Regions from separate parts of the Mus musculus genome. Here regions 1 and 2 are each linked to region 3. The links are chromatin loops, found by intact Hi-C in ENCODE. Cell type or tissue: gastrocnemius. All regions are shown on one strand.

Region 1 (4,000 bases), 95 kb after region 3:
CAGGACCACCTTACACATGTTAGGTAAACACTGTACTACTGAGCTGTATTCACAGCCTCTTCCTCTTCTAATATTCTTCTGCATCCACACACACACACATATACACACAATCTTGCTACATGGCCCATGGTGGCTTTACACTTGAGACCTTGCCTCCAGTTCCTATATGCTGAGATCACAGGGATATGCCAGTATACCCAGCTATACAGACGTCATTAATATGGTCCATAGTTAAGACTCTGGTCTTTTAGTTATAGATGGTTAGGATTAAATCTCACATCTTCCTTATTAGCAGTGAGACCACAATTTAACGTCTCTGAGCCTCAGACTTTTCATCTGTAAAGTAGGGATAACAGCAGTCAGCATCCTAACGTATGAGTCAAGGATGTTGGGAGAAAACTGTGTAGTGCCTGCTAGGAACCCAGTAAATGCAAGTTCTACTCTTCTATATTGTCAGGAAACACCGAATGCCTGTACTATGACAAACAAATCTGAATACTGGAGAGCCCCAATCCCTTCCTTTTGGCACTGTACAACATGCCAAAAGCGGAAAGAAATAGGAGAGGAGGGTAAGTCAGGCTAATGCCTAGATGGATAAGACAGGCAGGACTACAGAGATGTAGTAAATGGAACATGCAAGGAGACTGGGGTGCATCCTTTCGGGAGGAAGAAGGAGGTGAGGGTCCCCTGGTGAATGGGGTTTCATTTTGATCCATTATCAGATGCATGTGGTACCAAGTGGTATGTATGGCTTTTTAAAAAAATCTTTTCATGCTGGGCGTGGTGGCGCACGCCTTTAATCCCAGCACTCGGGAGGCAGAGGCAGGCGGATTTCTGAGTTCGAGGCCAGCCTGGTCTACAGAGCGAGTTCCAGGACAGCCAGGACTACACAGAGAAACCCTGTCACGAAATAACCAGAAAACAAAACAAAACAACAACAACAACAAAAAACCCCCAACAACAAAACCTCAGGGAAACCATTCAGGTGGGGGTGTGTGTGTGGCAGGGAGTGAAGCAAGCAAGCAAAGAAATGACTTTCTAAGTGTGGTGGCTCGCGGCTGTAAAATGGTAAAATGCCAAAGCAGAACTGCTGATTGGTGAGCCAGTCTATCCCAACAAACCACCTTTTTGCATAGTTGTCGGGAGTGGCCTGTAATCCCAGCATCCTGCTTAGGAGTGGAAGCAGAAAGAGCATGCGTGTGATACCACTGTGTCAGACTGTCTCAAACAACAGAAGTGGAGACACCTGGGCTCATTTTTGAATTTTTGAGTTTGGAAAGTGTTTCAGGTTTCCAAAAAGAGAGGAAATCTGCTTTTTCAGCTGGAGAAAAGATGGACACCTTACTTTGATTTGCGCAGGCGAATGAAAACGCTGTACTCCGTGGAAGTGGCTGCTTCTTTGGGGGGGGGAGGGGGCAGGAGCGGGGAGGGGAGGGCAGGGGTGTTAGCGTCTGCCCAAGGGCTGTTAGAATGCTCACGATGTTCCTCTGAGTTCCCTGCTCTTTGCTTCCCCCTGCAGGTAAAAACTGGAGGTTGCCCCACTTCCGGGAGATGGCTGGAGGAACAGCTCCTTCTGGTAGTTGGTGACACAGAGGGGAAAAAAAAGTGCTTGGACTGCAGGTCTACATTGAGTTGGGCATCAGATCAGAAAGCTGGCTGAGACCAGAATGGAACTGGAGGTCGCCTTACAGGAACGTGGCTGATCGTGTTCTCTAGAGAGACCATATTTGCCTCCTTCTCCTTAGACAGGGCCTGGCAGTTCCCAGCTTCATAACATATATGGCCTATATGTTCCCAAATGAACACAGTCACACAATGAAAGCAGCACAGCACCCATAGTGTCCCATTGTCAACTAGAGCCTTAAACTGCGCTTTTATATGTATGTGTGTGTGTGTGTGTGTGTGTGTATATATATATATATATATACATACATACATATATATATATATATATATACATATATACATACATACCTATACACACACATATACATACACACACACACATATATATATATATACATATACATACATGTATATATGTATATACACACACATACACATATAAACTGGAGTTTACAGAGTTAGGAACAGGACCCTGGTCAAGAGTAGCAAGTGCGGGGCTGGTGAGATGGCTCAGTGGGTAAGAGTACCCGACTGCTCTTCCGAAGGTCCGGAGTTCAAATCCCAGCAACCACATGGTGGCTCACAACCATCTGTAACAAGATCTGACGCCCTCTTCTGGAGTGTCTGAAGACAGCTACAGTGTACTTACATATAATGAATAAATAAATCTTAAAAAAAAAAAAAGAGTAGCAAGTGCTCTTAAGCACTGTGATAGCCACTCTAGCCCCTTCAAAGAAGACATTTTCCTCTGAGATCTGAACAATGGTTATTTGTTGTCTGAATTACAACAACCCTATGTCAAATTAACAAGAGCTCCAAAGAGGAACGAGGCAGGCTCAGTGGAAAGGGCTTTCATAGCATGTGTTTGATCCAAGACATTGAAAAAGAAAATCCAAAACAAAGCTAAAATAGTTAGGTAATAAGGCAGTTTTCCCTTTTGGGAAGGGAAGAGGAAAAGAGAAAGGGTTTTGAGTGGGATCTTTCTATGTAGCCCAAGTTGGCCATGAACTCAAAAGCTTCATGTTCCAGCCTCCCAAGTGCTGGAATTAATAAGGGTGTGCCACCATTCTTAGCTGACCACACTTATTTTTATACAAATACTTTTTAAAGAAAGGGTCTCTCTCATGTAGCCCAGGCTGGCTTAGAGCTTACTATGAAGCTCCAGATGGGCTTTAAACTTATAGCAATCTTCCTTAGCCTTCCAAGTGCCAGGGTTACAGGTGTGAGACACTGTGCTTGGTCTATACAAAAAATTTAAAAGACAGGAACCTGGAACTCAGAACCAAACCCAACAGAGAAATACTCTGTACTGTGTCTTTACATGCTTGTTCATAAGTATTTACAGAATTCAAGTACTATACCAGACCTAAAACCATAAAGACAAAAGGTTCAGGTGACAGCAGACAGTGTCTGATACACACAGCTGCTGATACACACAGCTGCTGATACACACAACTGCTGATACACACAGCTGCTGATACACACAGCTGCTGATACACACAGCTGCTGATACACACAGCTGCTGATACACACAGCTGCTGATACACACAGCTGCTGATACACACAGCTGCTGATACACACAGCTGCTGATACACACAGCTGCTGCTGATGAAATGGAAGTCCATTCCCGAAAGGTGAGTTACAAAGTGAAGGGTGCGGAGGGAAGGGGCTGAGTCTTTTCTGCCTAGAACAGCTTGGGCCCACTTTCAGATCAGTGGGAAGGATGAGCCTGCCTCACCTTCTCTTCCAGAGCATGGGGAACCTGGCTTCTGGGAGGGAGTCACATTTCTCTGATTGGGAAGAAGCTAGTCTGCTAGGTTATGCTTTTGGGTTGTATGTGGAACAGACAGGTTGTAGAGGGTGACGTGTGGGGTTCCAAAAGAAGAGCATCACTAACCAGTGTCCTTCGTTTCTGAGAAAGCTTGCGTTTCTCAATGCCCTTGGCTTCCGGAGTCCCTCCTGAAGCTTGTATACTTATTCTGCATAGAAAAGAAGCTGTGGTGGGTGACAGAGCCCATAAAGAGGAGATCCTTCCGTCCTCTGACCCTTCCCGAATCCATAGGGCATGACTCTCTCTTCCTTTTAAATCTCTCTCTGTCTCTGTGTGTGTCTGCTTGTGAGTCTGTGCACTTTGCTTATGTGGACAGGTACTGGCACAGTCCAAAAGAGGGCATTGTTTAATGGCTTGAAAGAGTCTGGGGGCCTGGTACCTGGGGTTTCAAAAGGATCAGGTTTGAGCAAATCATTTAACCTTCTTTAGCAATTTTCTCTTAAAGAAACAGACAATTCTTATTCTTCTCCCACTAGTTTTGTAAAGGTTAAATATGAGTGAGTTAAGCAGCAGGTGGTAGTGACACAAGCCTTTAATGCTAGC
Region 2 (4,000 bases), 75 kb after region 3:
ACACTTAGCTTTAATTAAAAAAAAAAAGTCGAAACCCAAATAAAAACCTTACTTTTTTGTTTAATTTGTTTTGCCAAACAGTGAAAACTTCAGTCTAATTGTACAGAAAATAGAATTTGTAACCAGTAGCAAACATAACGAGATAAACCTAAGTCCCTGGTGAGCTGGATCTCCATCAGCAAGTCACCCAGAGCCCTCTCATAAATGACCTTCTGGGTAGAGAGGTCCTAAGAGACAGAGGCACAGATCAGCTAGTCCCCATCAGAATCACAGACTGCACCTGAACCGGGTAGCATGGAAAGGAGAAACGATGTTACTGAGATCTCTTATCACTACACACAGCAAAGCTGTCTCTGATTGCTGGCCAACCTGAAGAAGTGGTTTCCTCAAACCCACAGTCCCTTAAGAGTTCCATCTGCACCCCCTCCAGGGTAAGTTCCAAGTTCAGTGGTTCTGAAGCCTGTGTATAACCAGAATCTGCAACATAAACTGGGGAGTGAGAGACAAAGTCATAACTGCTGGTGTCACCAGATTCTGAAGTCCCCAACTCTTACTTCACGAGGAGACGAAAGAAGGTGCCAACTGACCAACTGGAGTCCCGCTGTCCTAAACCTCGGCACTGTCAACAGGAATACTGGGGAGTACAACATTTGCCTGAGGATTCCTTGGGCTGGAAGGAGTCACGAATTCTGCAGGTTTCTGGGGGGAACCATTCACATGCCGTGCTTCTTACGGATGACAGCCATGGCAAGCAGACGATCCTTCTCTCGAAGTTCTTCACGGAGCTTGGCCTCGGTGAGACGCAGATGGCGGATGCTACCCTTCATCTCCTTCATCTTCACTTCCATCAGGGCCAAGATGTCCCGCTGCTCGTTCAGCTTGCGCAGGAGCTCCTCCTCCGTGGTACCCGAGGACAAGGAGTACGAGTGGTCAGAGCCAGTGTCAGGGAAGCCCTCTTCCCCTACCACCACCAGCTGAGGGCCCAGAGTGCACTCAGCGGCCTCCAGCCCAGCCGTAGCAGCCTCTAGCTCTGAGGCGGCGGCAGCGGCGGCTGCCCCTTCAGCAGCTGCAAACTCGACTTGCACTGTGAGGTCGATGGGCTTCACATCATCTCCCGAGGGAGTCGTGGACACGGGAACCACGGATCCCGGAGCCTGGTTGCTGTCTACGGCGGCCTGAAGCGTAAGAAGCACAGCTGCAGAGGCAGACACCAGGTTCGGCTGCAACTGGGTGGTCTGGGCAGTGGAGGAGGACGGAGACGGCTGCTGCTGTTGCAGCTGCTGCTGTTGCTGCTGCTGCTGTTGTTGTTGCTGCTGCTGCTGCCTACGGCGGGCTGCCGCAGCTCCCGCAGGTCTCCGAGCTACTTTGCGCTCATTGACGCCACGCAGCGGGAAAATGGTGGGAACGCGCACCGTGTAGGTCTTGCGGCCGCCCTGAAAGTGGACGCTGCAGAGACGGTGGCCGGTGGTGGGTTGGAAGGTGGAGAAGCACCCACTGACGCCAGCACGGGACACGTTCTTGAGCCAGAGGCGCCGCAACTCAGCGTCCTTGGGAAACGTGTAGAAGTGCAGCGCCTTGTCCCGGTGTGAATTGTTGTAGCAGCCCGGAACGCAGCACGTAAAGCCAGGCATGGCTGCGACGCGCGGCCCGGCCCACCGGCCTCTCGAGCTCTTCGACGGCCGGGTCTGGCCCCTGTCTCAGCTCCTCGACGGGCGGCGCCGCGCGAGGCTCTCAGAGGCCTCTCACTATTGCCGCCCGGCGCAGTCGTCCCGGGCCGAGGCCCCGTGCCCAGAATATGGTTGCGGACCGCCCGCGCCGCGCTACCCACCCGGCCGTCCGCCTGCGCTTCGGAGTCGGCCCGGGGGACGCCGCGAAGGACCGCCTGGAAAGGAGGACTACGCCCCCCACAATGCACTGCGCCAGAAGCCTCTCACTTCCGGGATGGGGCGGGCTTATTCCGGCGGCTTTCCTGGACACCGCGATATCCTGTTCAGAGTCGATTATTTTCCAGATGAAGCTCGTCCTAAGCGAAAGGTAAAAATGTATTCGAATGGAACGTTATGGCATGGGCTACCCTTCACAAGGATCCGGAATCCTGATGGTACCGGGCGCGTGCCTGGTGAGCGCAAGCGCTCTGGGTATAAGAACACAAAGACTACAAGTTCCATGATGCCTCAGAAGAACGTTTTGGTGCGGCCGCGGGCTGCAGCGCCTCCTAAAGGAGAGGTGGAGTTCCTGCAGACCAGGATTTGAATGAGGTTCTGCAGCTTGCTATAAAAAACACCCCACCCCACCCCACCCCCGACCCCCAGTACCTTGGAGTGGACTGCATTCTTTAGCCTAGAGGAAACCCGAGTCCTCCCAGAAGAACTTCTGGAGTCAATTTCTTATATTGGGAGCACTCTCCCGACTCTCAGCTACCTCTTACATGGATGGACTCACTGACCTAAACCATGTCCCTACTAGCTGCTTACAATGTGCCAGACAGTGAAGGGAAAACACATTCAAGGCAATTGGTGGCACACGCCATTAATCCCAGCACTTAGGAGGCAGAGGCGGAGGCAGATTTCTGAGTTCGCGGCCAGCCTGGTCTAAAGAGTGAGTTCCAGGACAGCCAGGGCTACACAGAGAAACCCTGTCTCGAAAAAAAAACAAAAAACAAAAACCAACCAAACAAACCAATATATAAATATCGTATAATATTTTTCACATTTATTAATTTTAAAAACATTCAAAGTAATGGGAGATATGTTTATACATATATCATGTGTGAGAGTGGGGGAGTAATGTTTGCATTTATGCATGTTCATATGTGTGCCAGTGAGTGTCAATTTCTGGGTATCATTCATTCCTCAAGGCCCTTGGCCTTTTCTTTTTTCTTTTTTTTTTTTTTTTTTTGAGACAGGATTTCTCTGTGTAGCCCTGGCTGTCCTGGAACTCACTCTGTAGACCAGGCTGGCCTCGAACTCAGAAATCCACCTGCCTCTGCCTCCCAAGTGCTGGGATTAAAGGCGTATGCCACCACGCCGGCTGGCCTTTTCATTTTAGGCTGGCTGGCCAGTTAGCTGCAGGGATGCACCTCTAGCACTGCCATTATAGGCATGGGACACAATGCTTGGTATTTTTTTTATTTATTTATTTTTGGTTTTTCAAGACAGGTTTTCTCTGTGTAGTCCTTGCTGTCCTGAAACTCCCTCTATAGACCAAGCTGGCCTCGAACTCAGAAATCAGCCTGCCTCTGCCTCCTAAGTGCTGGGATTAAAGGCCTGTGCCACCACTGCCCTGCTCATGCCTGGCTTTTTAACTTGTGAGGAAGAATCACATTGATTCAAACCCACAAAGCATTAAAGAAGATACTCAATTTGACTCTACCTTCAGTACATAAATAGCCTTTAACATACTCATGGACATTCAAATAATATCTAGTAAGTTGAAAGTAGGGACTGTGCCTGGTCTTCAGCACCAAAAGCAAACAAAGTGCGCAATTTCTCCCCAGCACTGTCTTACCTATCCTCTGGACTTGGCATCTCTAGTGAAAAGCAAGAATCATATTGCATGTCTCTGCTTCTAATCTTGGGTCCTCTACATCTGTTTCCCTTGTGACTGCCAAAGAAAATCTGACAAGCCATGGGTCGCTCAAGGGGGCTGGAGAAATGGCTCAGGGTTTAAGAACACTGACTGCTCTCTGGAAGGTTCTGAGTTCAAATCCCAGCAACCACAGGCATGAATCACAAGTTCAAGGTCATCATCTGCTGCGTGGAAAGTCTGAGGCAAGTCTGAACTACATACAACCTGTCTCAAAACAAAACAACAGTCGGGCGGTGGGGCACACGCCTTTAATCCCAGCACTTGGGAAGCAGAGGTAGGCAGATTTCTGAGTTCGAGGCCAGCCTGGTCTACAGAGTGAGTTCCAGGACAGCCAGGGCAATACAGAGAAACCCTGTCTCAAAAAAAACAAAAAACAAAACAAAAACAAAAAAAAAACCCAAAACCTGTCTCA
Region 3 (4,000 bases):
GCCTGCAGCAAGTTGTTCTACCCCTGGTCACTGTGAATCAGTGTCGGCAGTACTGGGGTGCACGCATTACCGATGCCATGATATGTGCAGGTGGCTCAGGCGCCTCCTCATGTCAGGTAAGCACCCTGTCCTCCGCACTGTCCAGTGGGACACGTCCCCAAACTGCCATGCTGACTTCTCCCCTTTTCTTCCCTTTCAGGGTGACTCAGGAGGCCCTCTTGTCTGCCAGAAGGGAAACACCTGGGTGCTTATTGGGATTGTCTCCTGGGGCACTAAGAACTGCAACATACAAGCACCGGCCATGTACACTCGGGTCAGCAAGTTCAGTACCTGGATCAACCAAGTCATGGCCTACAACTAAACTGTCCACAGATCCGTTCCCCATCTCAATCTAATAAACATACTCGTCTCAGTTTCTCTTGGGTACCCTCGTCTTTCATCATGGCTTAGTGGGAAGGTGAGGCTCCTGAGGGCTCTACCCTTGACTTGGACTTTGTCTTCTGGTACAGCACCAGCTGAGGAGTCAGGATCTTCCTGCAATAATCAGCCCAGAGAGTGGCCCTTACTCTTCCTTTTTGAACAATCCACTAGTCCCATGGCACAGTCAGCGTGGTCAGAAAAAATGGCAGCCTTCCCTGAGGGAGGGCAGCCTGTTTATTGGATACAGAAGATACATTTACAGAGTACACAAATAAATAACTGCAGTCTCCATCCATGGTCCATGGCATGAAGGCCTGGTGGACCTATCAAAGGCCCGGACACTAAACTCCCTCTGTCTTATCCTCACAACCAGACCTACTTTGGGCAAGAGAAAAAATAAATCCCCATTGGTTCACACCCCCAGGGATTCCTGGGGAACTGGTAGGTGGGGGAACTCTGAGGCTTTGGCTCTCCACTGCCTCCTACCCAGGGGGAGGGGTGTGTGAAGAGAGCATATAGAAGGCACAGTTGACTTGGCACAGAGTGGTCTCTTTGGTTTAGTTTCCCAGTGGAGGTGGCATATGTAGAAAAGAGCGCCTCGCCCAAGGCTGCCTCCTGAGAGGAGCTGAGTGGAGCTAGACTCTTCCTGCTGACAGGCTCTTAATCTAGCCAAGGCCCAAGCTAGGCTCTGCCTGGCCCCTTCCTACCCACTGAGAGCAGCTACAGATGGAGGGAGGTTGCATTCCAGCCTAACAGTGGTAGAGAGCCCACGACAGCTATAGGGACTGTTGTGGCTCAGTCCCTTGGGAAAGCTGCCCCTGTAACCCTACCCTACCTCCCAGCCTGAGACTCGGTGGGGCCAGCCTGGAAAGTTAATGCTATGAAAAGAAACGGGCACAGGGCAAATAGGGCAAGGCCAGCTCTTACAGCAAGGTCAGCACCCAAGGCACCCAGGGTTCAGAGGCAGGTAACACAGTACGGCTAAGTTCCAGGGTGAGGTTTGGAGAAACTGAGCAGAAGAGGAGTTGAGCAGCCCAGGACTCTCCCCCAATTCAGCAACGCCTTTCTTTCCTAGTCCGTTTAGAGGGCTGTGGGTTTGCAAGGTTGTGCATCCGTCACCACCCCCTCCCCTGGCCACCTATACCCAGACCAGACACGAGGTGGCGCAATGGAGCTATAAAGGAGGGCCAGGCAGCTCCAGAAGGAAGCAGCAAAGGGCAGTACAGCAAAGGACAGAACAAAGGTTGATGAGGAGGTTCTGAGGAGGACCTTCCTCAGGCACATCCACCCCCAGGTAGCAGCACGGAGCTCCCTTAACCCCTCACTGTTGGGAAGGAGGCAGCTGGGGAATGAAATGGCGTCCTCCTGGTGGAGAGACAGGCGACAGTGGGCTCTGCAAAGGCACGGAGGGTGACAGACAGGATTCCTCTCATAGAGAGGCTGGAGCCTGAGGTCAAGGGCCATGCCACAGTCTCTACAGCCAGAGGTCCTGGCAAGTCTGGGGACTAGAAGGTGTCCCCGGTGGCACCATGAAGACAGACAGATCTTGGCTGGGGGAGAGAGGGTTGCTGGAGACTAACTGGAGCTAAAGGACTAAAGGACTAATGAGGCGAGTTAGCTACGGCACAAGCCAGACCTCCCACTGGAGCATAATCTTAAGGATTGGCATGGCAGAGGATGTGGGAGCTAGACAAAGCTCTGTGGAGGGAAGGGGGTTATAAAAGGAATGGGTAAAGAGTCCTGAGCCATAGGACCCTTCTACCCAACACAGTAGCCCCGCTTGGTCCAAGAAAGTGGCAAAAATTAAAGAGATCAGTGGAGACTCAGTCCTGCCACCATTCCATCCTAACAGGCCAGGCCTGTGATAGGAGGTAGGGGCTACTAAAGGTACAGAGAGGAGCTGGGTCCAGACATACCCTACATACTGCTGGGCATGAGGTCTAGCTATAGAGAAGGTATTAGGCCCAGGTGACATGGCAGAAAGTGTCCAGATGAGACACTAGTGTGTCCATGTCATAGCTGGTGGCTCAGCCGTTATACTGCTGTTGATAGCGCAGGTTAAGCTCCCGCAGTTCGCGCTCCCGAACACGGCGTGACTTGTTGGAACGAGTGGAGCGGCTGGAACGCGTGGACTGGGAAGACTTGGTGCTCTGGCAACGAGAGGAAGCCCGCTTGAGGAGATTCTGGGAGATGGATCGGTGCAGATTCTTCATGGATGAAGAGGCTGCCATGCTTACTACCCATGGGTGTCTTAGGGCCTGCAGTGCAGTCATCCGGGCTCCAGGGTCCACGGTCAGCAGGCGGTCAATGAAGTCCTTGGCCAGATTAGATACACTAGGCCAGGGCTAGAAAGCAAGGCCAAGCATTAGTGTGAGCAGACGCAGCACCGCCCTCCCATGGGGATGGTGCCACACCACAGAATCAGGATCCACCCAGCACCTGTGCACTGTCTAGACAGGCAGCACCTCTCCTCTCGTGCCTGCAGCATTCTGAACCTCCTTCCCTGAGTGCTGACTCAGGTCCCTGAGCAAGCGATGCTTGATGCCTGGTGGAGTCTGGCAGAGGAAAAGGACCTGTCATCTACCCTAGGCAGGGAACTTAAGTGTTCTACACCCAAAGGCTGGCTATAAAAGACGGCCCCTTACCAGACCCCTAATCTATCCTAGGGAGCTTTTTGTTTGTTTTTGTTGTTTTGTTTTTGAAACATGGTCTCTTTGTATAGAGCCCTGCCTAGCCTAGAACTCAACATGGAGACCAGGCTAGCCTGTAACTTACAGAGATCCATATACCTGCCCCTTTTCCCTTTTTCAGGTATACGCGTGTGTACCCGAGTACATGAATATGTACCACATAGATACAGGTGCCATCCAATGGAGGAGAGATGGAACAGGAGTTACAGGCAGCTGTGAGCTCCTATGTGAGTACTGGGAACTGAACTGTACTCCGTGAGAACCGTTCTTAACTGCTCACCTAGAGTTTTGGGGAGTGAGCCAAATTTTCTCACCATAACTAAGCTCCAACAACCATCTGTCTGTACCAGGCCAAGTAGAGGGGAACTTTTTATTTAGCCTTACTGAGAGGGTCTCACCTCCAAACTTCCAAGAAATTCCCTGCCTCAGCCTGAGCCTCCTGGCCACCAAGAGAAAATAAAATAACATTTAATCTATCTATATTTTTCAGGCTGGTAATAGGGTAGTATAATGGTTGTTCCTAGTTGTTAACTTGACTATGTCTGGAATGAACTACAATCCAGAATTGGATGGCTCACCTGTGATCCAGATCTTAAGGCTGGAAGATTCAAGTTTCTAACCTGGATCTTGACATGGAGATCTTGAAGCATAGTGGCTACAAAAAGCTTAGGCCCAGTCAAGGTAGTACACACCTTTAATCCCAGTAGACTAAGGCAAGGAGATCTCTAAATTCAAGGTCCGCCTGGGACAAAACAAATCCCTGATCCAGACGTGGTGGTGCACACCTTTAATCTGGAGACCTACATAAGGACACTGGAAGAAGGAAGATTCGTTCTTTTTCACCTGCTTGCATTTACTTCCACGCACATCTGTTGGAACCTACTTTTACA

The links. Peaks named below come from ENCODE experiments on the same cell type or tissue, not always from the same donor. Only the 100,000 strongest peaks of a DNase experiment are listed, where the experiment ranks them.
Region 1: it touches region 3 in a loop (7-fold over the local background); 14 of 42 quality-filtered maps call a loop at or near these places.
Region 2: it touches region 3 in a loop (3-fold over the local background); 9 of 42 quality-filtered maps call a loop at or near these places.

The regions. Positions count from the first base shown.
Region 1 is chr8:105,833,064-105,837,063 of GRCm38, reverse strand. It overlaps Tsnaxip1 (translin-associated factor X (Tsnax) interacting protein 1), which reads right to left. Exons shown (of 16, transcript NM_024445.4): 2 at 3,524-3,605. It also overlaps a transcript of Ranbp10 not described here. Among named protein-coding and RNA genes, the nearest start is that of Tsnaxip1, 7.3 kb to the right of the region's middle. In gastrocnemius, a CTCF peak has its summit at 1,539 (motif pointing left); a DNase peak (open chromatin) is centred at 1,520; H3K27ac peaks cover 269 bases.
Region 2 is chr8:105,852,992-105,856,991 of GRCm38, reverse strand. Thap11 (THAP domain containing 11) reads right to left here and starts at 1,889. Exons shown (of 1, transcript NM_021513.2): 1 at 42-1,889. The coding sequence starts at 1,631. The coding sequence ends at 714. It also overlaps a transcript of Cenpt not described here. In gastrocnemius, a CTCF peak has its summit at 2,199; DNase peaks (open chromatin) are centred at 994, 1,907, 2,174 and 2,510; H3K4me3 peaks cover 2,544 bases; H3K27ac peaks cover 2,528 bases.
Region 3 is chr8:105,928,416-105,932,415 of GRCm38, reverse strand. Pskh1 (protein serine kinase H1) reads right to left here. Exons shown (of 3, transcript NM_173432.2): 3 at 614-2,765. The coding sequence ends at 2,448. It overlaps Ctrl (chymotrypsin-like), which reads left to right. Exons shown (of 7, transcript NM_023182.2): 6 at 1-116; 7 at 200-422. The coding sequence ends at 361. Among named protein-coding and RNA genes, the nearest start is that of Ctrl, 3.4 kb to the left of the region's middle. In gastrocnemius, no CTCF peak of the experiment used is centred here; a DNase peak (open chromatin) is centred at 1,576; H3K27ac peaks cover 247 bases.